3 separate regions of the Homo sapiens genome follow, and all the other regions are linked to region 1. Evidence: chromatin loops called from intact Hi-C (ENCODE). Cell type or tissue: endothelial cell of umbilical vein. All regions are shown on one strand. Links, peaks and the distances in the headings refer to the core of each region. The heading gives the core; the rest is flanking DNA.

Region 1 (10,088 bases), core at 2,825-7,824:
ACTAGCAGAGGCCAGAGTCTGTCACAAAGATTTGCCCCTGGTCCAGTCCACTCATTCTCTGCCAAGCTCTTAGGTCTGGGGTGAAAGCAAAAAAGCCATGAGAAACCAAACCAAACCAAACCAAAAAACCTTGGTAATTTATTTTCTCTAAAGGTCTCTATATGGTTACAAGTAAGTCCCAGAATACAAAATAAAATAAATGGGCCTGGGGAATGGTTCTCATTTCATTGTAAAGACCCTGGAACTCTGCACAGTGGGAACATTGTGCATCTTCAGCACTGATGGTGGTGTTACTGGCAGGACTGGTGGGTGAAGCAGGTCCGAGGGGGCGAGGCCAATGTGGCTGAAGGAGGTGATGGCAATGGCCAGAAAGCAGTGCTGACCAGAGACGGCTACTGGGTCACTGGCCAAATTCAGCACATGTAAGACCCACACTGGGGACTTCAGGAAGAACTGGTGGGTGGGGGGTGAAGAGACTGTTAAAGGTACTTATGGAGCAACAGCCACCCAAACGAATCAAATCCAGGTAGCTTCTATCAAAATGACCCCATTTTAACAGGCTGGGGTCACATGAGGAAACGTGTTGCATCTACAACAAAACCAGGAAGGACTTCTTAGTCAATAGAGATCATACCACCTGAAAGATATGTTCCTAGGACTGGATAGATAAGGTAAGAAGCCATACCACATACAGAAGAAGTATGGCACAGCGATCAGGGGCATGAGTTCTGGAGCGAGACTGCCTGGGTTAAGATATAAGCTCTGACACTACCTGTGCAATCTTGGTAGAAGTGCTTCTTTGTGCCTCAATTTCCTCACTATAAAATGGGGATAATAGTATCTACCATATAAAGTAGCGACCAGGATTAAATAAATTAATATATATGTAAAGTACTTAGAAGAAAGTTAACTTCTTAGAGTTCCTCCCATTATTCTCCTATAAATGGGGATAATAATAATAGCTAATACTTATGACCCACCTACTACCCGCCACACCTTGTTCTAAGTCTTTTACATATAGTTAATTCTTACCTCACTTTTTAAATGAACATGGATGAAGTACTTGCAATGGCACCAAGTGCATGGTAGCCCACAATAAACTGAATTACTACTATCACTACTACTACTATTAAAGCTAGCCTCTGCAGTGCCTCCTCTGTTCTAAGTACTACTCTAGGTATTGTCCATACAGTGGCTTTACATCTCACCAAAGCTACAAGGTAAGAGTCCTCATCTTCATTGGGCAGATGAAGAAACCTGCAGAAAGATTAAGTAGTTTGATTAACTCTCCATAGTCAGTGACAATTCTGAGTTTCAAAACCAGCTCTCTACGACTTTAAAGTCCTGTCCTCCTCCACTATGCTGTTATTATAACTTCTTTTAACAAGTTATTTGAAAAACAGATGACAGTAGCAAAATAAAACTTTTTTTCTGGTTTCAGAAGGTAACAATGTTGACTAGCAACATCTAGAATATGAAGACTGCTGTACAAGGCTGCTTCTGCTGGTATTGAGGGAGAGAAGAAGCTCTAGCCAGAAGACAAAGGAGGCTTCAACTGTTTAATATTAGTTCCTTTAAAAAATACACATCCAACTGCACTGCAGCAAGTACAATAAAATATTAACATTTATTAAATACAGGTGAAGGTTTTCTGGCTGTTTATTATACTATTATCTAATGTATTCCATCTGTATCTTTCTGTATGCTTGAAATATTTCCTTAAAAATAAACATGCACCACTGAACTACTACTCCACACTGTGGGAAGCTTCACGGAACTAAAGGAAAATGACAGGATTCAGGGGTCTGGAAATTCATAATCAAGTCCTGACTGTGCCATTAGCCATGACATGCTCTTAAGAAATTCACAACCTTTTTGGAACTTAAGAACCTATGAAATCACATCAGACTACAAGATGATAGCTTAGGGTCATTCAGTGTGAACATACAATTCATTTATCGCCACTGCCACATCAATATTATTCCTGTCAGGCAGATAGACACCATCAGAAGATAGAAAGCTCAATAGGACCACAAATTCCTTTTAATCGTTAAATCTGGAGAGTACTTCCCAAAATTTTTTTGAGTAAAATATTCTTTGTCATTCTATAATCCAGTGGCTCTCCATGTTTTTGAATGTGAAAATCCTTTCTTAAGGTATCATCACCATCTACGTGGTAGCTAAGTGGATCTGCAGACCCCTTGTACTAACTCAGGCAGTATATCAGTATGGGTGACATACTGTTACGAACTTTTAGACTCCTCCAATATTCACTATCATAGCAATTCAAACTTTATTACTAAGAGAGGCACGTATTATGTATAAGACTCTATCAAAGCTCTCAGAAAGTTCAGACAACTGTCAAGCAGAACATTCGAGAAAGTAGAGAGCACAAAGATTTTAAGATCGTTTTACATGAAAAATATTAACCTGTCTAGTTTTTTTTTTTTTTAAATCAATAAGCCATACATTTCTCTTCCTTAAAAGGCTTAACAATTTTGACCTCAGATGATCTGCCTGCCTTGGCCTCCCAAAGGGCTGGGATTACAGGTGTGAAACACCTTGCCCAGCCAATATGGCAAAACCCCATCTCTACTAAACACACACACAAATTAGCTGGGCGTGGTGGTGCATGCCTGTAATCCCAGCTACTCAGGAGGCTGAGGCAGGAGAATCGCTTGAACTCGGGAAGCGGAGGTTACAGTGAGCTGAGAACGTGCCACTGCACTCCAGCCTGGGTGACAGACAGAACAAGACTCCATCTTTAAAAAAAAAAAAAAAAAACCTTAACAATTTTGCATTTGCATATTTAAGTGCTGTAAGTCAAAAAGATGCAAAGTAGTAGCCTGAAATGAGACATGAAACATGGCGGCTCTCAGACCAAGTTTCAGTTCCAGTTGTTTTTACGTCCCAATGTGAATTCTATTAATAACTACTTCAGGCCAGAGCTCTCTGTAGCCACACAGCTGACTTTTCTCATAATCTGGAATAATGGTATCAGATACGCTTAATCTCAGTCAAGTTACAGAAGTTAGGGTTTTCTGTTTTTTAAAAGGAGAAAAGCTGGGATACAATATTAAAAGTCATACTAGTTTTCTGAGTGCAAATCTGAAAACACAGTTATTGCTAAAATATTTACAAGTTTTGTATTATTAAATAATGTTTTCAGAGAATACTTGCTATTCAGCCAATTAATACTCATTATTTGGCTGGACGCAGTGGCTCATGCCTGTAATCCCAGCACTTTAGGAGGCCGAGGCGGGTAGAACACCTCAAGTCTGGAGTTCAAGACCAGCCTGGCCAACATGGTGAAACCCTGCCTCTACTAAAAATACAAAAATTAGCCAGGTGTGGTGGCATGTGCCTGTAATCCCGGCTAACTGGGAGGCTGAGGCAGGAGAATCGTTTGAACTTGGGAGGCGGAGGTTGCAGTGAGCCGAGATCAGGGCACTGTACTCCGGCCTGGGTGACAGAGCAAGGCTCCATCTCAAAAAAACAAAAAACAAACAAACAAACAAAACGCTTATTTAAGTAACATGAGTAGATGTCAATGGCAAGTTACACAATAAGAGAAACTTTGACTTTAAAACCAACTTTACCATAGGCCAATTGATGTAAACAAGTGGGAAAGTTTCTATGGCATATTTCTGGTCACAAAAACATCACCAAACTTCTAGAGACCCCAAACACTTCTAACACTAAACACTGAAAAAATGTGAGCTGTAACATACATTTAAGAAACATTAATAAGATGATTATTTACCCACTTATTCCAGTTCAGGGTCACAGGTGGCCAGAGCCTGTCCCAACAATTCAGGGTGCCAGACTTGAACTAGCCCTGGGTAGGATGTCATCCCGTTGCAGGGTGCATTAACAAACACCCACATTCTCTCAGTCTGGGTCCTTGCAGACATGACAATGAACCTAACGTGCACATCTTTGGGGTGTCAGGGGGAAACCAGAGTACTGAGAGAAAATCCACCCAGAGATGGGGGGAGTATGCAAACTCCATACAGACAGTAGCCTCTGCCAGAAGAGATTTTTATCCTCATCAACTTTTTAGCAAAATTGTCCAAAATGTTCAACTAAATGACATTATTGAAGGATCTGCTATACTTTACACTGGAAAAATAAAAGGCAACTAACCATTGGTTAATATACCTGACACTATATATGTATTTTTTCACTTCAGGATCTTAATCTATCACCCCTCATGGATTATACCATTAATCTGTACACATAAGCAAGGATAAATCAATTTAGCATACAGTCCACCTCTTTTAAATACCACTCATGACTTGCATAATCCAATCGACAAGTGGAAAAAGCTGGAGATGGCTGATGCCTAGTAGTCAATTAAGCCACAACATCAAAAATGTCCCAATATACTAAAAATAATGACTATGCGAAATTCTCAAATGATGTCCTTTAATTCGGATACTGGTGTGTTTGCTGCTGTTCATGTACTCAACCTTTCACTAATGAGATACTATTGTTAGGAACTACAAAAAGAGCACCATATGGATTACTCTGAAGTAGGCCTTTGGATTCGCAACTTGACCTCAGGAATCCCTCCACTGACCTATGGCCAAGTTGTGATCAAGCAATCTCTGCACTAATATTATTCCCTAGGAAAACGAAGTCTCCCCAGAAGATCTCGACCAATGTCATATGCTCTTCAATCCCCTTCAATTATTTTTTGGAATAGTTCATTTCCTCCCAGCCATTTGCTCCTAGCTCAAAACAAAACAAAACAAAAAACCTTCTGGGCCAGTGAGTACATTAACATGATGGTAAGGTTTTGAGACTTGCCAAGTGCTGAATCATGTTTATGCTTAGGTTTTGTTTCTACACCTGGTTTTGGGGGCATAAACTCCCTCTAAGAATCCTAGCTACCCTAGTCAATCCACTGGAAGACGGGATCACTGCCCAGCAAATGCCACCCACTAAGGATTCAAAGTGAAACAAGATTCTTCGAATTGAATGGAAGAAAACAAAAGCTCTTCATTCAGTAGGTGGCACTCTTTCCTTAAAAATGTTAACTCAGGCAATCATTAATACCAAAGATGTCATCTGCCCACTAATCACTTGAAAGAGAAGGCACATTAACTCTAACATCCTGTCCTAAATATAGTCTGAATCATTACTGTCTTCCTAAATAATGTCTTCCTCATTTCAATGAGATCCTGGAGTTGTTCATAAATATGCCAATTTCTTTTCACTATAGCAAAAGCTACAATTTCATAGAACCAAATAATTGCATTTACTTTAAACTGGCAGGTTTTGACTTATGACTTTTCCTGCTATATGCTTCAAAAGACATTCATCATAACTGTTTTCTAATTTTAATGATTTCAGATATAAATGACAATTTGAATGGAAATGGGGCAAAGAACTGTACTTGTAACACAAATTGTATTACTCCATTTTAAAACAAGACAGCTCTTTTTCATAGGCATGCATATGAATATTCTTTTTAAAACAACAGCTTTGACTCAATTCATCATCACTCTGACTGATACCGGACCAAAGTTATCAACCTGAAAACTTTTAAACTGAAAAATGAAAACAGACTGACAGCTAATAAAATGTGAGTTTGCCTAGCATACAGAAGAAGCAAAAAATAAAAATAAAACCCTAGTTTATCTAGTTTTCCTTAGGCATATTTCCTGGTGTCAGTACTCTGTAGGGTTCACCTCATTAACTGAAGCTCTAGGGTCCCCTTGGAGAAACCATCCCAGGTGCTGCCTTCAGCCTCCCCCACTGGCCACGTCCCCTAAAACTCAGTGTGAAGAAATCTTCCTCAGTCCTCACTCAGCAAAGAGCACTGCTATAATGGCCTCTTATCTGTTTCCCACTCTTGACTTTGAGATCCGTGAGGACGGAAATGGGTCTCAAGCTTATGTCTCCTGCCCCAGCAGAAAGCCTGGCACAAGGGTGGTAGTCAATAAATATGTACTTAATAAAATAATGGATTAATCTTTTCCCCTTGGACTTTTACTTGAGAACAAAGCCTTTGTCTTACTCATCTTTCATCCAGACTCCCAAATGCCCAGTATTTGTACATAGGAAGCTGTGAGGAAGCAATGCCTTTCCAATATGAACTTCTACGCCAGAAAGATCTCCAAGATGTAAATAAGCTTCACTGAGGCCTTTGTGTATGCCAAGTATCCACTGTTAGTCCTGGGGCACTGCAGAAAGAGGGAAGAGCTCCCACACCACTCTTGGGAAAAATGACAGCTTTCAACCCCAGGAAAAGACTAAGAGATGGTCAGTAAAGAAGCTAAGAACCATGAGTCTAGACTCATATATATTTCAGTGAAAACCTAACTTAGGAACTTACCCATGTCTATAATTTTGTTAATGGCTGTTAATTTTTCCTGTGGTAAGTAGGAATAAAATGCCTTGAAGAAAACCCTCAGAGATTCAAAGATCTTGTGGCTGGGAGGGGAGATGCAAAAGCCATGAAGTGCATCCTATTAGGGAAGCAACCCAAGAGGAAGAAAGGGAACTAGCTCAGGGGGTCAGTGAATGGGCATGTCTGGGGGGCAGTGCTGGAATTCCGAATCCAAATTTCTCACACCTAGATTCTCCTAGCTTAAGGTGGGGGGATACTGCTGGCAGGATACATTTAAAACCACAGCATAAGCATAAAAAATGGAGCATCTGTTTTCTAGAGTGTCAATTTTATTCCAAGATTTCTGAGAGGAGTACCCTGTGATGGTTTTATGTCAAAGATACAAAGGTGGCTAAAATACAAAATTCAAATGGATTAAGGTAAATCAAAAGACTTGAGACTTGAATCGATTGTGTTCACTGTTCCAAGTAAGCATTACTAGGATGACAGTCTGCACAGACACTCCTGGGTCCCTTTCCTTCAGTCCCCTAAAAGAAGTATGCTGGATGGATAGGGCCAAAATGTTTGACAATAGGCTGAAGCAGCTGTTCTCAACAACTCTGCCATCATAATATGACAGTCACATACACAAGACAAAACTTCAATAAACTGTTTAGGGAGTGCCACACAACTAGCCTCATGTAAACAGTAACAAGTCACTCCCGACCCGAAGCAGAGACAAGATAAACCGCACAAATGCCCAAAGCGTTAATCACATCTCTACCACTTTCCCCATCCAAGAAAGCCTATCAGTATGCAAGAGAATAAGTAATATCTATATGGGTATTTCTAAATAGGTCCGAAATTAACTCTCTAAAAACTAATCACTTTAACACTCTGACATTATTACCAAAAAAAAGGTAATTCCTGAATTACCTTCCCACGTGCACTGCCACACCCATGTCACCAGCACCAAAATTTGACTGGCTGTAGTCAGGTACACATGCTGACCAAGTTGAAATATGGAGAGAGAGTATTTCTATGAGGTATTTAAAAGCGACAATTAGGAAGAGGGTAGACAAACACAAGAGCCACTCAGAGGGCTTGGACGGAAAACAATTCTCTGAACAACCTGGGATAGGGATGGTCCTTTACAGGAACTGCTCACATCAACCTCAGTCGAGTCCACAAACCAAGCAGAAATCATGAAATGGGTTCTGCGCACACTTACAAACACGTTTTTGTTAGAATATTATCTCTCTGAGAGCAGGGATTTGTGTCTGTTTCATTACTGCCATCTTCCTAGTATCTGCATACAGCCAATTCTTTACAAAATTTGATGAGTGAATGTTTTGTTATACCACAAGCTACAATTTAAACAAAGAGAACACAAACATTTCTAACTACAAATTTCCTATTTCAAAGGTATAGCTAGCTTTTCATTAGACTGGCTTCCTATTAACCATCAATTGACCCCCTCCAAGCCGCCATCTCCTTGAGAAATGACATTTCAGAAAAGCATGCTCACTACTTTAACCACAAATAAAACTTTTTCCTCTCTGTGCCATCTCTTCAGCTTGTAAAATTCCCCCCCTTTTTATCTTAAAACAAAAAACCACCAAACCCCAAAATGCTTCATCTTTGCAAACATTCTAGCTTCTATTTCTCTCCCATCTCCCTCCTTCTCCAGGTTTCTCCAGAGTAGCCTAAGATTCCGCACCTCTCCTTCATCCCTCAGTAAAGTACGTCCCACTCCCATCACTCCATTAACCCACGTCCTCTGTAGCCCTCAACCAGCAGCATCCCTACTGCGGACCACTGGCTCCTTGGAAAAAGTCCTCTTCCTACCTTCCTGTCTCCTCTTCCCTGCCTTCCTGTCTCCTCTTCCCTGCCTTCCTGTCAACTCTTCCCTGCCTCCTTGTCTCCTCTTCCCTGCCTTCCTGTCTCCTCTTCCCTGCCTTCCTGTCAACTCTTCCCTGCCTCCTTGTCTCCTCTTCCCTGCCTTCCTGTCTCCTCTTCCCTGCCTTCCTGTCTCCTAACCTGCAGTGGTCTCAGGCTCCTCCATAGGATCCTCTTCAGCTCTTTTCCAGGAAATACTGGCATTCTTCAGGGAGGAAGCTGAGCTAGTATTTCCCTGCTACCCTTTCTAAGGTATGGATGTGATCCTGGGCCTGCCCATCAAGGAATTAAGATTGCCAACAGAACTATCATTCACTTCTCAACCCTTAGCATCTGTGCCAGATTCTAAGCCATCCAAGGTTCAACGGAGCAAAGGTTCCATTGGAGAGAAACACTGGAGGCCATGAAACTTCAAGCCTGCAGGTGGAATTACCACTAATAAGTAATTAACTTGTATAAAATAAGATACTTAATTTTATATCTTATTACTTGTTAAGACTTATTATAATAATATCTAAAATTAAGTATCTTATTTTATACAAGTTATTCTCTTAAAAGCTGTATATAAGTAAAATATACACAACAAAATCATTTTCAGGAGCCTGACACCATCACCCTTATTCTGGCTGGGGTGTCAACTCACATTTTAATTTAAAAGGCTTTCTTAAAGCACAACAATATTTCTCTCATCTTTTTTCTTTCTTTGTTTTGAGATGGAGTCTTGCTCTGTTGCCCAGGCTGGAGTGCAGTGGCATCATCTCAGCTCACTGCAACATCCGCCTCTCGGGTTCAAGTGATTATCCTGCCTCAGCTTCCCGAGTAGCTGGGATTACAGGCACCTGCCACCATGCCCAGCTAATTTTTTGTACAGTACAGACGGGGTTTTACCATGTTGGCCAGGCTGGTCTCGAACTCCTGACCTCATGATCCACCCAAAAGCAAATTAACAGGCAGTATTCAACAAGCTGTCCTCATATCCAGGCATACACATAGAATCCTGTCACATCCAGGTAGAACCTACAACTACTCTTCAGTTTCCTCCAAGAGTTTCTTATGAAATTAGCTACAAGTAATCAATAACTAGCTAGAGAACACAAGAATTAAACTCTCTTTTTATCTCCCCTGGCTCCAGCATTTACCTAGGGCTCACTCAGTTCCTAGCACAGTACATACACATAGGAAAGTATGTCAATAAACAAGTGCTGAGCTAAAGTGACAGTGTTTAAGTTTCCAACCATAAGCAGTTCACATAAAAGACTTATGGGCCAGCAAACTACTACTGAAGAAAAAATAATGGCATGTCAGAGACACAGTTAAGGATAAAGATATTTATCTTGCCTTGAAGGAGATTTCAGTTTTACCTGAGTGACCTTTCTATAAACTAAAAGATAATCTCCTTTGTTGGGAAGGCATAGGGGTCAGGAAGATTACTGAATTCTCTCAGTCACTAAGCTCTTATAATTATCAAAGAAGGTGCCTGCTGAACACAAAATAAAGGCCCCACATGTGACAGGCAGGCATTCGTTAACTTATTTCACTAGTAAAGAACAACCACCAGTAACAGAATAAATGAACAGAAGTCCATCTAGGCATAACTTAATACTAGATGCTGGCCTTAGATATCATCTTTACTCAAATTAAAGGGCATTACCAACCAAGAATAATTAATTCTTTTAATTAAAACACATTAATTAAAAGAATGCTGAAGTGTGAAATAAGCCTAAATTTAAAATAACTGGAAATGAAAACCAGCTTTCCCCGCCCCCGCCAAGGCTCATTTGTAAACAGCTTTAACAAGTGTGTCTTGTTGTAAAGACACACGTTTCAGAATGCCTAAGGTACTGCAGGAAGC
Region 2 (10,088 bases), core at 1,719-6,718, 640 kb after region 1:
TACCCACCAGAACTAGTTCTTCCCTGTGGATTTACAGAAAACAAGTCTAGCCCAGGTGCAGTGGCTCACACCTATAATCCTAGCACTTTGGGAGGCTGAGGCAGGTGGATCACTTGAGGTCAAGAGTTCAAGACCAGCCTGACCAATATGGTGAAACCCCATCTCTACTAAAAATACAAAAATTAGCTGGGCATGGTGGCAGGCACCTGTAATCCCAACTACTCAGGAGGCTGAGGCAGGAGAATGGTTCGGACCCAGGAAGCGGAGCTTGCAGTGAGCCAAGATCATGCCAATGCACTCCATCCTGGGCAACAGAGTGAGACTCTGTCTCAAAAGAAAAAAAAAGAAAGAAAAGAAAACAAGTCTAAACTCTCTTCCAGCTTTTTCAAAATTGAAAACAGCTATCATGTTCAACTGAACATGAACATTCTGCTCTGCTCCAGACTAAACAAACCAATTCCTCATTTTCCAGAGTTGGCAGTTAAAATGGCAAATGCCTGACTCCAACACCTGCCATTCCTGGAAAGTGAGAGGTAGGTGGAGTCATGTATTTGATTCAGAAGAAAGTAAGGAAGATTGGAGGAAGGATGGTTTCATAACAACACTTAACTTACTTTTCAATTTCCAAAAGCCAGCAAGGCTAGCATAATCCTTCATAAAATTAAAGATTTCTACCTACCTGTATTAGTCCATTCTCATGCTGCTACAAAAAAACTACCCAAGACTGGGTAATTTATAAAGGAAAGAGGTTTAATTGACTCACAGGTCTGCAGTGTCGGGGAGGCCTCAGGAAACTTACAATCATGGCAGAAGAAGCAGCAAATGCATCCTTCTTCACATGGCAGCAGGAAGGAGAAGTGCCAAGCAAAGGGGGAAAATCCCCTTATAAAACCTTCCTTACACCTTATACAAAAATTAATTCAAGATGGATTAAAGAATTATATGTTAGACTTAAAACTATGAAAACCCTAGAAGAAAACCTAGGCGATACCATTCAGGACATAGGCATGGGCAAGGACTTCATGTCTAAAACACCAAAAGCTATGGCAACAAAAGCCAAAATTGACAAATGGGATCTAATTAAACTAAAGAACTTCTGCACAGCAAAAGAAACTACCATCAGAGTGAACAGGCAACCTACAAAATGGGAGAAAATTTTTGCAATCTACTCATCTGACAAAGGGCTAATATCCAGAATCTACAATGAACTCAAACAAATTTACAAGAAAAAAGCAACCCCACCAAAAAGTGGGCAAAAGATATGAACAGACACTTCTCAAAAGAAGACATTTATGCAGTCAAAAAACATGAAAAAATGCTCATCATCACTGGCCATCAGAGAAATGCAAATCAAAACCACAATGAGATACCATCTCACACCAGTTAGAACAGCAATCATTAAAAAAACACAACAGGTGCTGGAGAGGATGTGGAGAAATAGGAACACTTTTACACTGTTGGTGGGACTGTAAACTAGTTCAACCATTGTGGAAGTCAGTGTGGCGATTCCTCAGGGATCTAGAACTAGAAATACCATTTGACCCAGCCATCCCATTACTGGGTATATACCCAAAGGACTATAAATCATGCTGCTATAAAGACACATGCACACATATGTTCATTGTGACAGTATTCACAATAGCAAAGACTTGGAACCAACCCAAAGGTCCAACAATAATAGACTGGATTAAGAAAATGTGGCACATATACACCATGGAATACTATGCAGCCATAAAAAATGATGAGTTCATGTCCTTTGTAGGGACATGGATGAAGCTGGAAACCATCATTCTCAGCAAACTATCGAAAGGACAAAAAACCAAACACCGCATGTTCTCACTCATAGGTGGGAATTGAACAATGAGAACACATGGACACAGGGGAAGGGGAACATCACACACCGGGGACTGTTGTGGGGAGGGATAGCATTAGGAGATATACCTAATGCTAAATGACAAGTTAATGGGTGCAGCACAACAACATGGCACATGTATACATATGTAACTAACCTGCATGTTGTGCACATGTACCCTAAAACTTAAAGTATAATAATAATAAAATTAAATTAAATTTTAAAAAAACCATCAGATCTCATGAGAACTCACTATTATGAGAACAGCAGCATGGGGGAACCACCCCTATGATCTAATCACCTCCCACGAGGTCCCTCCGCCAACATGTAGGGATTACAATTCGGATTACAATTCAAGATGAGATTTGGGTGGGAACACAGAGCCAGACCATATCACTGCCTAATTACCAAAGTATTTCTTGACATAATATTTTAACATCAGAAAAGTTTCCACAAAACCCCAGTGGGTGAGAAAGCCCATCTGAGCAGAACATGTGTACTAAATTAATCAGTAAATGTGTATATTGCCTCCATCCTAAAGGCCCCATACATAAAGATTAAGATATTTTTAAGAATTAATATTATTAAAATAAAGATGCATTCTATTAAAGTGCATTCTAAGAGGCATCTTTACTGAATTTCAACACAGAAACACTCCTTAAAACAGAAAATTCCATTCCCCAGGTCCTCTTCATGCAGGAGAGATGCTCAACATGAAATGCCATTCACAGCTCAGAAAACCTACCCCCGCAAGAGCACAGAGATGCTAACATTCAAAGAAACACAACATGTGTTGCATCACAAATTTGGTTAGGAAGAAAGATCTGATTGCAGTCAGATATTTACTCTTGAGATAATATTGTTGCAAGACTTCCTCCCCACAGAATGAAATCTCTTCTTTTCCACTCCCACGGTATGAAGGTCACTTTGCATGTTTGTTCCCTCAACTGGTACATGTGGAAAGTTCGGAGCTATTTTTCCCTTTAAAATGTTAGAAAGAAACTCTCTTCTTCTCATATGACTGACACTTTCTAAAACACTCTTATCATCTCAGGAAATACACCCTGAGGGACTGGAGAAGACATGAGAAATGGTAAAAATGTTTCTGCTCACAAAATTACTACAGCCTGCTGCACAAGGCAAAGGGTCTCGTTTAAGAGCAAGGAGACACAAGTGCCTATCAATGTCAAAGTAGTAATTTGGATAATAATAACAACAGGCACACTTTGTTTTTTTTTTTCTTTAACTTTCATTTTAAGTTCAAGGGTACATGTGTAGGATGTGCAGGTTTGTTACATAGGTAAATGTGTGCCATGGTTGTTTGCTGCACAGATAATCCCATCACCTAAATATTAAGCTCGGCATCTATTAGCTCTTCTTCCTGATGCTCCCCCTCTCCCCACACCACCCCCTCTGACAGGCTCCAGTGTGTGTTGTTCCTCTCCATGTGTCCATGTGTTCTCATCATTCAGTTCCCACTTATCAGTGAGAACACGTGGTGTTTGGTTTTCTGTTCCTGCATTAGTTTGCTGAGGATAATGGCTTCCAACTCCATCCATGTCCCTGCAAAGGACATGACCTCGTTCTTTTTTATTGCTGCATAGTATTCCATGGTGCATATGTATCACATTTTCTCTATCCAGTTTATCACTGATGGGCATTTAGGTTGATTCCATGTTTTTGCTAACAGTGAATAGTGCTGCTATTGTGATATGCATGCAAGTATCTTTATAATAGAATGATTTATATTCCTTGGGGTATATACCTAGTAATGGGATTGCTGGGTCAAATGGTATTTCTGCCTCTTGGTCTTTGAGGAATCACCCCACTAATTAACACACTTTGAATATTTACTCTGGGCCAGGCACTGCTTTAAGCACTTCATATGAATTAATTCATTTAGCTCTCAGAACAGCCCTAAGGGGGAGGCACTATTCTTATCCATTTGGCAAGTGAAGAACGGACATAGAGATGTTAAGCAACTTGCCTAAGGTCACATAGCTAGCAGGTAAGTGGCAGTGCCAGAATCAGACTCTAGAGGTGAGGCCCCAGAGCTTGTGCTCTTACCATTTTTCTATATGTATGCTTTGTGTCACCTGATATATTTGAAAAAAGTCACATGAGACTAATTTTGTTTCAATGCCAGCCAGCTGTATCAATGACCTTTAACTTGTTCTTGCATGGCCAAAGAGTTCCAGATTGACTCAGGGCCCAGGTGAAGGTCCACAGAGACTCTTTATTACCAGTGGGTGGCAATGTTGTCCCATGAAGCCATCGTGGTGCAGTGTAAGGCCTGGCATGCTCCTTAAAGGTGGAAAGACGCCACTTTGTGGATAGGTCATTCTGGGTACCCCTAAGAATGCAGTTTCTTCAAAGCATTCAGGATAATCCCGCAGGGGGAGAGAGGGAATTAGAGGAATGCCCAGGAAACTGTTCATTGAAGTGATTCTTCCCGTCCTGCCATAATATCTCCAGTATGTCTCAATCATAAATAAGACATTTGTCTTCCCACTAGGGCATGTCTTTCTTAGGGACAGAAACTCTGTAGCCTTTGTAACTACAATTTTACTAGCATATGGTAGATGAGTAAATGGATGAATGAGTTCTTCAGAGGCAATCAATTCTATTTCAAGGAACAATCTAAGAAAGAGCTTCAGAGTCCTCTGTGGTTGTCCAAAATGAATCCAGACATCATTGGTGACCCTAGGATGTGTTTAGTCACCCAAGAATCCTCAGAATAGAATAAACCAAAGAAAGCCTCCCCAAATTACCCTGGTCTGAGCTCTTGAAATTGCAATACCCAATGTGCCCTTCCACTGACCTGGCCCTTTTGCAAAAGGGTCACAGCTTAGGCAGAACAAATGTCAAGCTAACTTCTGGGTAATTTCAACAAAATGGGCCCAGTAACCGATGCAGTCAAGGGCTTTCCCAAAGAGCTCCATAATAACCCAAGGACAGAGCCACCATATGAAGCTCTAAAAAAGGAACTTTTTGTAAAACTTGAGATACTCTAAGGAAGGTCCTCTAATCTAAAACATTTTTAATAGCCTATTACGTGTCTGACATACCAGTATTAATGCTAAGCCCTTGACATTGGATAATTTATGATACATCCAGAAATCAGTTAGGTTTTTTGACCATGAAAAATGAAGGAAAGAAATGATCTTAAGGCTGTCTATTCTTCCAATTTTTAGGTAAAAATTAATAAAAATTAAAATACATACCTATGTCTTTTTTAAAAAAAAACCTACTAGAGTATTTATAAAGGTCAGAATTAGCAAAATACATACTTTTTTCTTTTTTAGGATGTTATCAAACAGCAAGGACTTGCTTTCTTAGTTATAGATATGCTAGGCTCTGTGTACCCCCTTAGTATTAGTTTATTAAAGCTAGTAAGCCTGAATTTGGTTTATTCTGACAGGTATAAAAGAACATAAATTCATTATAGAGAATTTGAAAAATATAGAAAGTTCTGAAGAATATCCAAGAGATTATCTCTATAGACTTTTTGATGCACGTTCTTCCAGGCTTTTACGGACTTTTACACATTTCATATATATACATATTACAATTAAAACACAATTGTAGAGATGCTGTGTTGCTCAGGCTGGTCTCCAACTACTGGTCTCAAGTGATCCTCTCACCTCGGCCTCTTTTTTTTTTTTTTGAGACAGAGTCTCACTCTGTCACCCAGGCTGGAGTGTAGTGGTGCGATCTCGGCTCACTGCAAGCTCCACCACCCGGGTTCATGCCATTCTCCTGCCTCAGCCTCCCAAGTAGCTGGGACTACAGGCGCCCGCCACCACGCCCAGCTAATTTTTTTGTACTTTTAGTAGAGACAGGGTTTCACCGTGTTAGCCAGGATGGTCTCGATCTCCTGACCTTGTGATCCGCCCACCTCGGCCTCCCAAAGTGCTGGGATTACAGGCGTGAGCCACCAAACCAAGCCACACCCAAGTTTTTTTTTTTTTTTAACTTTGAACATGGTAATTTATCTTATGCATTATTTAAATCAACTGTTTAAAAATGTTCAAAAGCCACTTTAAGAAACATTTAAAAATACATTTTTCTGACTTAATGGTGATCACTTAAAATAAGCAAGTCACCAGACATTTTTAAACCATTCATAACACCATTACCTTAAATAATTGTTAGATTCCAAAACACAAACATTCACTATGTAGTACAACACACTGCTCAGCAGTAAGATTAGTTTCCCTCTGATAAAATACTTCATGTAGGTTATTAATTTGCCGGGCCCTGCAAAGTTATTAAAATTTAACTAATATAAACTGAAAACTAGAGAGGTAAGGGAATTGAAATAGAGCACAATTCAACCCTAAAACTTTAGAGCTGGTTTCTCTAAAGAGAATTTGTAAAATTCCTTATTCCACCCTTTGTTAAAGTTTTTATTTCAACTCTTAGATATAAACACGTGTTTGGGTTTTTTTGGGTTTGTTTGTTTGTTTGTTTGTTTTGAGACAGAGTCTCACTCTGTCGTCCAGGCTGGAGTGCAGTGGCGCGATCTCGGCTCACTGCAAGCTCTGCCACCCGGCTTCACACCATTCTCCTGCCTCAGCCTCCTGAGTAGCTGGGACTACAGGCGCCCGCCACCACGCCCGGCTAAATTTTTTGTATTTTTAGTAGAGACGGGGTTTCACCATGTTAGCCAGGTTGGTCTTGATCTCCTGACCTCGTGATCCGCCTGCCTCGGCCTCCCAAAGTGCTGGGATTACAGGTGTGAGCCACCGCTGCCCAGCCCCTAAACACGTGTTTTTAAATCAACAGAGGTAACATTAACATTTAGCATAGGATCTATCACAGGTTGTCTCCCAGATTGCTTCAGTATGTTTCTGTCAGGCCTACTATAAAGAAGAAAAACAAAGCAAATGGGTTTTGGTTTTTTTTGTTTTTGAGAAAAGGGTGAGTGGAAGAATCCAAATAACTTTACTTCCTTTAATAATTGTAGATGTGGCTAGGCGCGGTGGCTCACGCCTATAATCCCAGCACTTTGGGAGGCTGAGGCAGGCGGATCACCTGAGGTTGGGAGTTCAAGACCAGCCTGACCAACATGGTGAAACCCCGTCTCTACTAAAACTACAAAATGAGCTGGGCGTGGTGGTGCATGCCTGTAACCCCAGCTACTCGGGAGGCTGAGGAAGGAGAATTGCTTGAACCCAGGAGGCAGAGGTTGCGGTGAGCCAAGATCACGCCTGGGTAACAAGAGCGAAACTCCGTCTCAAAAAAAGAAAAAAAAACAGTAATAATAATAATTGTAGATGCAGAATTAATTTAAAATTCTAGATTTTTAAGTAGGGCAACTATCTTGAGAGCCAGCAGGCATTATTCTTAGACTTTTACTTTCAATCTCATAGGGAAACCCAGTTCGTAGGTTTAAAATTTTCAATTAAGTAATAAAAATTTTAGTCACTATTAACAGCCAAATTAACCCTTTGAAGGCAGCATTTAAGAGTAACTAGAAAATGGGAATTAGTAATAAAACAAATAAAGAAGGGCAATAAATACAAAGCAGAAACTGTCAAAGAATAATAGTCTAATGAACTGAAAACAAATGGAGAATAAAATGCTAGATATAATTTAATCAATCAAGGGATTCTTTCAAGTACAAAAGTGCATCAGCCTGCTAATAACTATGGTTTGACAGTCTCAAAGAAGTGAAAAATTAATACTCAAGAAAACAATTGTGAAAATAACCAGTTAGCAAATTTAATGCTCAAATCCAATTCCATATTCAAATAATATTAAAAGCCGATCAGTGGTTTATTTTCGTATCTCATTACAGTAAGAAAAACTCCTCTGAAATTTATGATATTTGAAAACAAACTGCGACAAAAATTGGCTTTATCTATGAACTTTCCACTAGAAAATATAAGCATACCATCATTAGAGAACATAAGACATCAAAAGCCTTATGTTTTAAAACCATACTAAAATAATTTATCTAAATAACGAAGATCTTAATCTAAAAGATAGTGAATACATCATCATCATGAAATCTGGTTTTATGTGCTCTATGAAATACTTGGAGAATTGTTTTTGTTTTTGCTTTATTAGGTCACACAAAACAGAATGAATTGGCAGAAAAGTGCTCTGTATGTTATAAAATAGCATTTACTACTTCAATTTAAATTGTTTTTACTAACAATTGTAGACCTTTTTGATGACACTGATTTTATGTATGCTTTTAATAAATTTTGTACTTATTAGTACTTAATGAACCCTTCCTGCCTCAATATAAAATTACTAAACTTGGAGAATTACAGATTTTATCGTGGACCCTGATATTAGTCACTTTGGAGAAGCTACAAATTTGGCCAAAATGAAGGATCCAATGACCCTTTAAATTATCTTTATTTTATATTTAATATTATGTGATCCTGGACTACACTGATTTAAAACATGCTTTTTGAAAAATGTCTTAATAATGGGGCAGTAATCTTCAGTGTGCTTCAAACACTATTTGCACCAAAATCATGTAGGTATTGGCAGTGGTTCTCAAACTAGGATAACAAAGACACCTGCAGAGTTTGCTTAAACACAACTGCTGGCCCCTGCCCCTGCTCCTAGAGTATCTGATTTAGTAGATCTGAGATGGGGCCCTGAGAGAGGTTGCATTTCCAACAGGTTCCCAGGTGATGTTGATGCTGTTTGTTGGGACCACACTTTTGACAATCACTGTCCTAGGGTATTTGGTAAGAATGCATATACTCTTGGGCCCCATGCTTAAGTTAGAATTTCTGAGACTGGGGTCTGCAGATCAGCATTTTAACAACATCCTAGGCAAGTATGCTAACCACAGTTTAAGAATCACTATGATAACTTGGCTGGGTTAATTTGGGTATTACTGGCCAATGTATCAGATGTCATATATCATATAAATAAAAATGGAAATAATGCTAAATGACTAACTCCAAGCCTGATACAGTTCAAATGAACACACACGGTTTGAATATAAATCCTGCCTCTGTTACTTACTAGCCTTGTGAAAGTGGCAAAGTTACTTTAATTCTCCAGGCCTCAGTTTCCTTATCTATAACATGGGAATAACACCCAAATTTTGAGCATTAACACTATTATACACAGATTATCTAAGCACAATAGTTAGCACACAGTAGGCACTCGATAAATACTAGCTATTACTTATTAAGAAATGTATGAAATATTTCCTTCAGTATCTGGTCAAAGCAAATTTTTTATTCACTTAAATGCAATAGCTACACTCCAAGGTAATAGAATAATAATACAATCTTCTATTTATTGCTCCCTTATTCTGGGACAGACAGTGTTCTAAGAACCTTACATTTATTTAATCCTCACAAAAATCCTGTGAGGTAGGTAGTATTATCATCCCTAATTTACAGATGAGAAAATTGAGACACGGAAATATTAAATAAAATTGCTCAAGGTTACAAAAACAGTAAGTGTTGGAGCAAGAATTTAAACCCAAGCAAGTCTGACTCTAGAGCCCAGGATTCATGACAACATTCATTTCCTATGAGCAAATCTTAAGGTTTTTGGATATTTATAGTAAACCATTTATACTTCTAGTCAAGTAACACATATGAAAATTCATGTCCACACTATGGTAAAGAGTTGTTCAAAGAATAAAATGAATGCCTTGAAATTTTGGCAGATGATACTACCATGATAATAGGTAAAAATTGGTGCATGTTTTCACTATGTGGGCAGAGTAATCCATGGTTAGCCAATGAAATGAACATCCTCTCAAATAAACCATTCAAAGAGTCATGATTTTGACATGTTTTGGCACAATAAATAGAAATTATTTAGCTAGCCAGGCGCTGTGGCTCATACCTGTAATCCCAGCACTTTGGGAGGCGGAGATGGGTAGATCACCTGAGGTCAGGAGTTCAAGACCAGCCTGGCCAACATGGCAAAACCCCATCTCTACTAAAAATACAAAAATTGGCTGGGCATGGTGGCACACGCCTGTAATCCCAGCTACTCGGGAGGCTGAGGCAGGAGAATCGCTTGAACCTGGGAGGCAGAAGTTGCAGTGAGCCGAGATCGCGACACTGCACTCCAGCCTGGGGGACAGAGTGAGACTCTGTCTCCAAAAAAAGAAATTGTTTAGCTAAACAGCAGAGTAAGTGGCATGACAGCCATGTAAAATTGGCATAATGATAAACATAAGGGAAATGTAAATCTTTTGTGCCACTAAAGATAATCTCATAGAAAGTCTGTAAAATATTCT
Region 3 (10,088 bases), core at 1,740-6,739, 490 kb after region 1:
ATATATTTTAAATTGATTATCCAATTTGAAATTTGTAAAACATTCCCAGAGAGAAGCCTTATTAACGTACTGGAAAACCTTTGATAAAGAGAAGGTAGTGTCTAATGACACTTTTCTTTATCAAAAACTTTATACCTAGAGATGGATAAAAATAAGACAGGTGGTAGAGAGAAGTGCTTCAGGATATTAGATAAGAAAATTGATACTTAACCAACTGAAATAAAGATAACTATACTAGAAAATATTAGAATATACCTCCATGGATCTTGAAGCAGAGAGGAAGAAGGGGAGATGCTGGCTTGCAGTAGGGCCCTGAGAAGATGAGGTGATGAAGGTTTCTCCTGTACCCTACACTACTGGCTCTGAGCCACATCGACATAGAACCTAGAGAACAGAAAGCCCAAAAATTGAACTTCAGAGATACCAGAAAGTTCTCTAAAAGTGTCATCTTCAAAAGAAGCTTGAAAATGGCATGGTAGAATGGAAAAAAACATGCATAGGCTTTGGAACTATTAATACATGACCCTGATTCTTGGCTTAAATACTTACTTCATCTGTGAGCCTCAGTTCCCTCATCTTTAAAATGGGGATAATGTTAGTATGGTTGTTGCAAAGACTGAATATGATCGTGTAAAGCATTTAGTAGAGAATGCTGAGTACTTAACATAGAGTAAGCTTAGTAGATGCTCGCTGCAAGTAATGATGGAGATGGTGATGGTGGTAGAGAGTGTGCCTTACGGTCCTTTTGCAAATCACATTTTGGGGGGTGGGCGTCTGTGTTCGGAAAGCACTGGTTAAGGTCCTCTGGTTTGACTCTGCCATGAGGAACCAGTGAGAAGTGAGATATTTAATGCTAAAATGTCTGATATAATTGCCAAATACATTTATACTTTGGGATGTTTTCTACAATTTCATTTTAGTGGGACTCATGTGTGACTGAGTATGTTCCCAGTGAAACTATATTTTATTCCTTTCCCCACCACACCTACCACATCTCACACACACACATAAACACACACTTAGCCATTCATGAAACAAGAAGCAAATGAAGCAAAATCCACTCATGCTACAGTCCATAAGCACAGCTAGATAGAATGTAAGATGTGGCTTCTTTTCCTATAACTAATCTGACAAGATAACTCATTTCTGTTGCACACCTTTAAAAATTTAACATTTAGCCCTATCTGATTTCGGACCTAGCCTTAACTTGTCATGTAAACCGTGCCTTTGAGTCACAGTTACTCCTGGGCACAAATTCTCAGCCTTCTAGAAGGCTTCCTCCTTCCTTTCCTGTTCCCACCACTCTCCCTCCCCATCTGTTTTTCCCCCTAAAGTGGTGAATGGAAAAGAGGGAGAGGAGAAGGTGGTTGTAGCTTAAGGTTTCCATGACCTCCTGGAGGTGCAGGGGGAGTCCTCTAGCTGCTGGAATCTCTGGCACAGGGATCCTTGCCCACCTGGGGAACTGTGGTGCTGGTGAACTGGTGATCTAGTCTCTCCCTCAGGCTGGCCAGGGCCTGGTGGAGATCCAGAGATGCATGAGTACTACTCTACTCTAGATAGGGTGAAACCTATTACTTACCCTTCCGCCATGAAGCCGTAGCCTTACTGTCCTGAGAAGCATGAGGCTTCTCTACTCTATGGGGAGAACCAATAGGGTCTTCAGTCTTGGTCTTTGGCTTCTTTTTTTTTTCTTTTTTTTTGAGATGGAGTCTCGCTTTGTCACCCAGGCTGGAGTGCAGTGGCGCGATCTCAGCTCACTGCAAGCTCCCAGGTTCACACCATTCTCCTGCCTCAGCCTCCTGAGTAGCTGGGACTACAGGCGCCTGCCACCACGCCCAGCTAATTTTTTTTTTTTGTATCTTTAGTAGAGACGGGGTTTCACCGTGTTAGCCAGGATGGATCACGATCTCCTGACCTCGTGATCCACCCGCCTCGGCCTCCCAAAGTGCTGGGATTACAGGCGTGAGCCACTGCGCCCGGCCGGCCTTTGGTTTCTTGAAGGAGAGATTTAAATTTGTTCTTGAAAATCCTCTCTCAGAACAATAGCCTAATAAATAGGCCCTATATTGAACACAAGAAGCTGAATGTTACCAGGGCTTTTACAATTGACAAATTCTAATTTTTTTTGTCCAACCCCTCCCATCTCCCCACTCCCCCAGCTCCACTCACATACAGACATATATACATACACCGCTTGAGCCTGCCTAAGTCCAAAGGCAGAAGGTAACAAAGTCTGAAAGCAAGAAAATAGCACGTTCATATTTTCCAGTTTTAAATTACACATGAAAGAAAAGTTAACAAGCCTTCTTCAATTAACCAAACCAGCCCCAGTGATATTTCTGAGATGATATGAAAACTTGGTCTACATAGTCATCCAAAATACCTATGTGTTTTCTCTAACATGAAAGCGACATAGGAAATTATGCAAACCACTTGGAAAGAATGTGTTCCTTCTGCAGAATAGTCCCTTTCCTTTCCAGATCTAGCTTTTACTTTTAGGCCCTGTTTACGTTTTAAAATGCCCTCAGTATTAGCAGCACAATAGCCACCAAGACTTATTTTTAGAAAGAACACCACCACCCTGTATTCCAAGACTCTGCTTTACCAAGGGAGCCTTATCTGTTACATTTCATCTGTTCATGTTCTACAATAAACACCTGATTCACAGCCCTTTGGCAATTACTGTTCTAAAGATGACCACATGGAAAATTTGAATTATTAATAAATGATTCTCTGAGATACATAGGCCCCAGCATAAAAAACAATCCAGCCTCAGCCAATTTCTATACACTGAACTCTGTACCCCCGAGATTCAAATATTTAAACCCTACATTCTAATGTGACTGTATTCAGAGATAGGGCTTTTAGAAAGTGATTAAGACGGACTGAAGTTGTAAGAGTAGGTCCTAATCTGATAGGACTGGTGGCCTTATAAGAAGAGGAAGAGAGAGAGAGAAAGGTCTCTACATACATGTATTGAGGAAAGGCCACGTGAGGACATAATGAGAAGGTGGTTGTCTGCAAGCCATGAAGAGAGCCCTCAACAGAAACCAAATTGGCCAGCACCCTGATCTGAGGCTTTTCAGCCTCCAGTGCTGTGAGAAAGTGAGTTTCTGTTGCTTAAGCTACCTAGTCTGTGGTATTTCGTTATGGTAGCCTGAACAGTCTAATACACCAACCAAGATGAATAGCAACACTACTAGGTAAGACAGCTTTGCTCAACGCCACTTTCAAAGGCAGTTTGAACATCTGAGTTACGTTGTGTGTGTGTGCATGCATGCATGTTTGCGTGATGCATGTGTAGAGAAGATATTATATTTTACTCTGAAGTATGCCCCTATATTTGTGAACGAGTTCACAGAAAATAAGCTTTCAATGGTTTCCACATGTTTATTTTAGTTGATTAAAAGTATAGAGCAGTTTCTTGAACAAAGCGGAGGGATATGTCCTAGCCTAGTATCAGATGTTGCTCACAGCTGTCTTACAAATAATCTCTATGAATTTTGAAAACTTTGTGTTAAAAAATAAAGAATACTGTGAATTACTTGTGCATTGATAGCAGACGTTGATAGCAGAGAGAATCACTTACTTATTTAAAAAAGTCGATGGCAGCCGGGTACTGTGGCTTACACCTGTAATCCCAGAACTTTGGCAGACCGAGGCGGGCAGATCACAAGACCAGGAGTTCGAGACCAGCATGGTGAAACCCCGTCCCTACTAAAAATACAAAAAATTAGCTGGGCATGGTGGCATGTTCTTGCAGTCCCAGCTACTCTGGAGGCTGAGGCAGGAGAATTGCTTGAACCTGGCAGGCAGAGGTTGCAGTGAGCCGAGATCACGCTACTGCACTCCAGTCTGGGCGACAGAGTGAGACTCCATCTCAAAAAAAAAAAAAAAAAAAAAAGGAGATAGCAATTGGGACAATTAGAAAGGGAATTCCCCCTTCCTTGTCTTTAGTTTGAAAAAGAAAAAGTAAGCATATATACTGTTGTACATTTACAGGGAACTAATCTCTTTAGCTGCTTTACCTTGAGTAAGCCTCATAACAATCTGAGGAGGAAGATATTTTGCTCCTTTCTAATTGCGTGACCTTGAGCAAGTTCCTTCAGCCCTCAGTGACTCGGCTTCCACACCTATAAAATGCGGACAATAGTACTACCCATATTTTGGTTTGTTGGAAAGATAAAATGAGATAATATATGTAAAATCCATAGATCAATGTCTGGTACAAAGTAGAAGCTCAATGATAGACATGTTGGCATTATCATTGCTGCTATTTTTTTATAATTGTTATTTTATAGATCTGAAAGCTAAGTCTCAGAGCACTCAAGGATCTTGCTGAAGGTTGCACAGCTAATAAGTGACAGATCCATAATTCCACTCCAGATCCATCTGATACCAAAGTTGATGCTTTTAAATCACCCATCCCTTTATCCTGTCTCCCAGCCATCTATACACAGGCACCATGTGATTACAAACACAGCACTGTAAATACTCCTCACTTACTCAAACGAAGAGTCCTTTCTTATTAATGAAGAGCTAGCCCATTTACCCTTTCTGTCTGTGGGTGAGCAGCTTAGATCACTCCCTCGGGGGAGCAATGACTGAGCCATCCTAACCCTCCTTTGTCTCACTTAACAGCCTTCCTTCTCCTCACTGTACCTTCTCAATGTTGATAAATCAAAGAAATGTCAACAAAATGAAAAGACTAAATAAACATTTTCTGTAAGGGTCATATGAGAGGGGAATTTTCTTTTTCATCAAATATTTGATAACATCTTGGACTTTTTGATGTTCCTTTCTCATACTTGGGACTGAATGAAAGTGTATGAGTCATAGACATGACCAAGGGAGGAAAAGCAAATGAGTCACTTGCCCGTTTGGACCTTCCGGCCTGGATGCTCCCTGGGATCAGCATCCCCAGAGGGCTGGTCTGGCCCATCCCACCTGCTGCAGCTGCCGGCTGAATGGGAAAGGGATTTCCTCAGGAGACACTGGGACTCCTGGAAAACAAGTGAGTCAGGAAAAGTGAAAAACATCAGAGCCTCAAGGAGTTGCCCTGTAACTCTTCCAAAAACCATTTTCTGCTATCAGTTTAGAGGTTTCTCATCCACATTTCGTCACTTCCCACTCCTGGATGTACTCCTGCTATAAGCTAATCACTCCTTAAATGCAGACACACACTTCAAAGAGTTGCCATCCATCGTCCTCTCCTCCCCATTAATGCAAGCTACAAGTGCTTGGACTCATGCATCCTTCGACAGATAAATCTCTGTTTCCTTTACTCTTTTTATTGCTCTATTGGAATCTGTCCAGCCTGTATCCTTCTGGTACCAAAGTGCCCCTGGTTGAAGCCCATACTGCTGGACTTAGTCTCTGGGAGTTGAAGGGAGAAGAATTGCAGTGTCCCTCAGCCCACTGTGCTACAGACCTTTTGAAACTTCCTCTCAGTCAGCTGGTCAGTGAATCACATTTAAAACCCAAGCTCACTGTCCACTTCTTTTCAATGGGTCTCTCTCTCAGAGTGTCATTTTTCTATGTTCACCCTGTTTTTCTCAGTGAGGACTTTGGTGCCTGGAAGCCATGAGTTTGAATTCCTACATCCTCTATTATTTTGCTTATAGACCTTGCCAAGTTTGTCGATCCATCTGAGACTCAGTTTCCCCATCTTGGCAAGGAGATAATTCCCATTTCTGGGTGTTGAGTGAGGATTTGGGGCTGGGTAAGACAGCCAAGAGCATTCAGGTGCTCTTCATTCGGCCTCTCTCAACCCGCATGATCCAATGACTTATTTTTCCCCAGGGGCAATCCCCTTACCCCTCACCACCAAAAGTGATTTTGTGACAATTTTCCACTCATTTTTTGTCACAGGAGGTCTCTCTATATTTTTTCCTCCATCTTCGCCAGGATTATAATTCTGCTGATAGCCAATTCTGAATCATCAGCAAATTATGTCAGCAGTTTATTCCCCTCATCCAAATACACAATAAAAATGTAAAACAAAAGTTCTTCTGTAGCTTGTTTCACAAATGTGCTTAAAACTTCTCTCCACAGAATTTATGTCACTTGTATGTATAGTTATGCACTGCATAATGACATTTTGGTCACTGACAGACCGTGACCCCATATAATATGACGGTGACCCCACAGATATGACGGTGACCCCATAAGATAATAACACTGTATTTTTACCTTTTCTATGTTTATATATGTTCAGATACACAAATGCCATTTGGGTACTGTTATGTTTCAATGACCAACAGTTTTCAGTACAGTAAAATGCTGTGCAGGTTTGTAGTCTAGGAGCAATACACAATACCATATAGCTTTGATATTGATGTATAGTAGGCTATACCATCTAGGTTTGTATAAGTACACTGTATGAGGTTCACACAACGACAAAATCGCCTAATGATGCATTTCTTAGAGCGTATCCCCATAGTTAAGCAAGGCATGACTACAAATCCAAACATGTAAACTGAAAAGTGCCAGAAAGGCTGCCATCATGAGCATCAGTAATTTTACCAGAAACATTAAAATACCCTCAGGTGATTTTTATTATTTTTTTTATTTATTTATTTATTTATTTATTTTTGAGATGGAGTCTCGCTCTGTCACCCAGGCTGGAGTGCAGTGGCACGATCTCGGCTCACTACAACCTCCACCTCCCGGGTTCGCGCCATTCTCCTGCCTCAGCCTCCCGAGTAGCTGGGACTACAGGCGCCCACCACCACCCCCAGCTAATTTTTTGTATTTTTAGTAGAGGTGGGGTTTCACCGTGTTAGCCAGGATGGTCTCAGATCTCCTGACCTCGTGATCCACCCGCCTCGACCTCCCAAAGTGCTGGGATTACAGGCATGAACCACTGTGCCCAGCCCTGATTTTTAAAATTAACACTTCAAGCTCTGTTCATTTTTTAAAAAAAGCAAACAAAAAAGATAAAGCTGTCAATATAATGTACTTTCATTTTATAAGTGTTAATTGCCCTTAGGTGTGTTCACATTAATTTTCTTTGCCTTTCTAGGGTGTTAAGAGATATTTTCTTTGCAAATAGTTTGTTAACTGTAAGTTTGATCCTCTATTTCCTTCTTTTTAGAATAGTGTACAAACTTCTAACACCAAATTCTTAGACATTTATAGACAGTATTCTCCAACAAAACAAAACAATTAAATCTGTCATTTAAATTCAGCCAACCATTCCTCCCTCCACCTTCAATATAACTTGATTTTCCAAATTTCAGTTGTGGAACAGTTTCAAATCCAACTAAAAGAACTACAAGGGAATTATATTGGGATGTATTTTTTATTTAAGTTGATTATTTTAATAGCCATGCCAAATCCACCTGACACTGTTCCCCAAATAGCCAGTGGTCAACAACAAAGTAGTAGAGTACGTCTCCATTAACTGTTCTGCTGTCAACCTAAGGATCATCCTGTTTGCTTAAGATCTTTGTCCATAAAAAGGATCTTAAAATTACAAGCCCAGCAAACATTATTAATCCTAGGAAAAAAAAAGAAAAATTTTCACATTCAACAGTATTTCTGATAGATTACCATTTTAGTTCAGAATATAAATTATGACTAAGCATACAATTAGGCTAAAAGTAAAACATCTCAATTCATTCATAATTGGACATTAGCCATTACTTCTACAGAAAAAGAGAGTTTCAGGGTTGGCAAGTGGTTTTCACTATGATCTAAAACATAATCTAACAAATACACACTGAATCAATCCATAGCAGTCAATTGTTGGTATTGACATATTAATGACAAGATCTAGACTATAAAAAAGAATAACGCCTGTAATCCCAGCACTTTGGGAGGCCAAGGGGGGCGGATCACGAGGTCAGGAGATAGAGACCATCCTGGCTAACACGGAGAAACCCTGTCTCTATTAAAAATACCAAAAATCAGCCTGGCGTGGTGGCGGGCGCCTGTAGTCCCAGCTACTCAGGAGGCTGAGGCAGGAGAATCACTTGAATCTGGGAGGCGGAGGTTGCAATGAGCCGAGATCGTGCCACTGCACTCCAGCCTGTTAGACAGAGCAAGACTCTGTCTCAAAAAAAAAAAAAAAAAAGAATAAATCATCATGCAGACCAGAGAATGCAAGTGTAAGCATCTCCAAAGGCCAGGCAAATGAGTGACTGAAACAGGCTTCAGGGTGTAAGGGCCAGGTGAAAGCTTCCCTTCTACCCTCTGAAGGTTTGCTGAAAATGAACTGACAATAAACAGATTAGTAAGAGAAAAGGCATGCTGCTTATTTAACATGCATAGCACATGGAAACCGCAGAATGATTGCTCAATAACCCAGTGAGGTCTAGATGCTTATATGCCCTTCTTCCTAAGGGAAGCAGAGATGGGGTGTAACAATTTTAAGGAGTAGTAAATGATTTTTTGAAGGGCAGTATGGGAGACAGAAATTAACTTGTAAATTATTCTCTTCATAATTTGAATGAGCCAGAGGCGCAGACATTATCTTGTGAAAAAGTCTTTCCAAGTGTGATTGCATTTCTCAATCTTATTTTCTGGATTTTAGGGAGGGGATGGAAGGCAACTGTGTTTCCTTTGGCAAGTCTGGTCTTAAAGTAGATAAGGGAATATCAGAGTAAAGCCTCATCCTGTGCTTTGGGAGAGACATAAGGCTGAGAGACAGGGCAGGGTTGAGGGGGAGGAAGAGGATCATAGAGACCTTGAGGCTATGACTTTTGAAATCACCTTTGCAAAGATTATGACAGTGAGAGAAGTCCAGCATGGTTGGCCCAATCTAGCCTCCCAGGCTGGCTGTCTTCACTCATTCCTGGGCATAGGCCAAGCTAACCATGGGAGAAATTTAGTTGATGGTTTAACTTTGAAGCAAGGATGATAATACTCCCTCTCTTAAACTGCGTCCTCCTTGTTTGGGGGCTGACACTGCCTTTGTAAAACTGATGAAAGGCTACAAGATTACTATTATGGGAGGGGCCCAAATTCTGCTAAAATGTATGCATAGTTTCTATAATCGCTTACTATTCAGGAGTCAGATGGCCAGAGGTCACAAGATTTGTGGCTTTCCCAATTGCTCCTATAGGTCACTATTATAGAACCTAAGATTGGTCTTTTGAGATGTTTTATAGACTGTTGCATTCCGGCAATTGACTGACCCCACCAAGACTCATGACTCATCGTTCAACTGGTCCCATAACCCCTGCACCCACCCAGAGGCAGACTCAATGCACAGGATCATTTTCCACATGCTTATGATTACATCCTCAATCAGTCAGCAGCACCCATTCCCTAGTCGCCTGCCCACCAAATTGACCATAAAAACCCTAATCTCTGAGCCTTTGGGGAGACTGATTCCAGTGATAACTCCAGTTCTCTTGCATGGCCAGTCTTGCATTAATTAAACTGTTTCTTTACTGCAATACCATGGTCTCAGTGAATTGGTTTTGCCTGTGCAGCAAACAGGAAGAACCCATCAGATGAGTACACTTTAGTTCAGCATATCAGAGCACCATATTTCGGGGTATCATTTTCTGAGCCCCAACAAGGGTGAACTGGAGACTGTAGACCTAAGCTAAGGGGCAGCTGCTACTTAATTTCAGCCATTTCATGACAAAAGAAAAGGCAGGCCCACAAGATTTTCTGATTTGTTGAAAGGAACCAAAAATACTAGATTTTCTTTTTATTTTTAAGTGTGAAATCTTCCCATATTAAAGTTTTTGAACAAAATTGACTTTTTAAACCACTTGATGCAGGCCAAAAGGAAACGCATCTGTGGACAACATTTAGCTTGCCTGCTGCTAATATGTGATCTTTAATTTAGATTATATGACAGAGACTGGATGAATACTTATCAAACCTATATCCTGTTCTTTCTGAGCACACAGCTAAATTATATTTCCCAGTCTCTCTTGCAGTTAGGCCAGAAGAATATTGGTGGGAACAATGGACACTGCTGCCAAGCCCAATCCTCCACTCCCTCCCTCTCCCTTCCTCTCTGCCAGCCAGATGCAGGGGAAGTAGGAGGACTCCAGGGTACTGAAAGGTGACAGAACCTCAAGGTGTAAGAAGCCTGAATGACTGTAGAGGAGAACTGCCCTGCCCAC

The links. A loop is a pair of places that touch in the nucleus more often than their neighbours do. Peaks named below come from ENCODE experiments on the same cell type or tissue, not always from the same donor. Only the 100,000 strongest peaks of a DNase experiment are listed, where the experiment ranks them.
Region 2: it touches region 1 in a loop (4-fold over the local background); 4 of 110 quality-filtered maps call a loop at or near these places.
Region 3: a loop joins it to region 1, with 4 times the contacts of the local background. A loop is called at or near these places in 5 of 110 quality-filtered maps.

Annotation. Positions count from the first base shown.
Region 1 is chr5:56,833,567-56,843,654 of GRCh38, reverse strand. The region is part of intron 1 of MAP3K1 (mitogen-activated protein kinase kinase kinase 1); the gene reads right to left. Among named protein-coding and RNA genes, the nearest start is that of MAP3K1, 23 kb to the right of the region's middle. RefSeq lists an enhancer at 216-385. In endothelial cell of umbilical vein, for the core only: a CTCF peak has its summit at 4,996 (motif pointing right); DNase peaks (open chromatin) are centred at 5,024 and 6,074; H3K27ac peaks cover 1,007 bases.
Region 2 is chr5:56,195,322-56,205,409 of GRCh38, reverse strand. The region is part of intron 2 of ANKRD55 (ankyrin repeat domain 55); the gene reads left to right. Among named protein-coding and RNA genes, the nearest start is that of ANKRD55, 33 kb to the left of the region's middle. In endothelial cell of umbilical vein, for the core only: a CTCF peak has its summit at 4,094 (motif pointing right); a DNase peak (open chromatin) is centred at 4,139; H3K27ac peaks cover 765 bases.
Region 3 is chr5:56,345,518-56,355,605 of GRCh38, reverse strand. LOC105378977 (a long non-coding RNA gene) reads right to left here. Exons shown (of 3, transcript XR_948342.3): 3 at 4,544-5,003. Among named protein-coding and RNA genes, the nearest start is that of ANKRD55, 120 kb to the right of the region's middle. RefSeq lists an enhancer at 4,191-5,390. In endothelial cell of umbilical vein, for the core only: no CTCF peak of the experiment used is centred there; DNase peaks (open chromatin) are centred at 2,555 and 4,845; H3K27ac peaks cover 2,122 bases.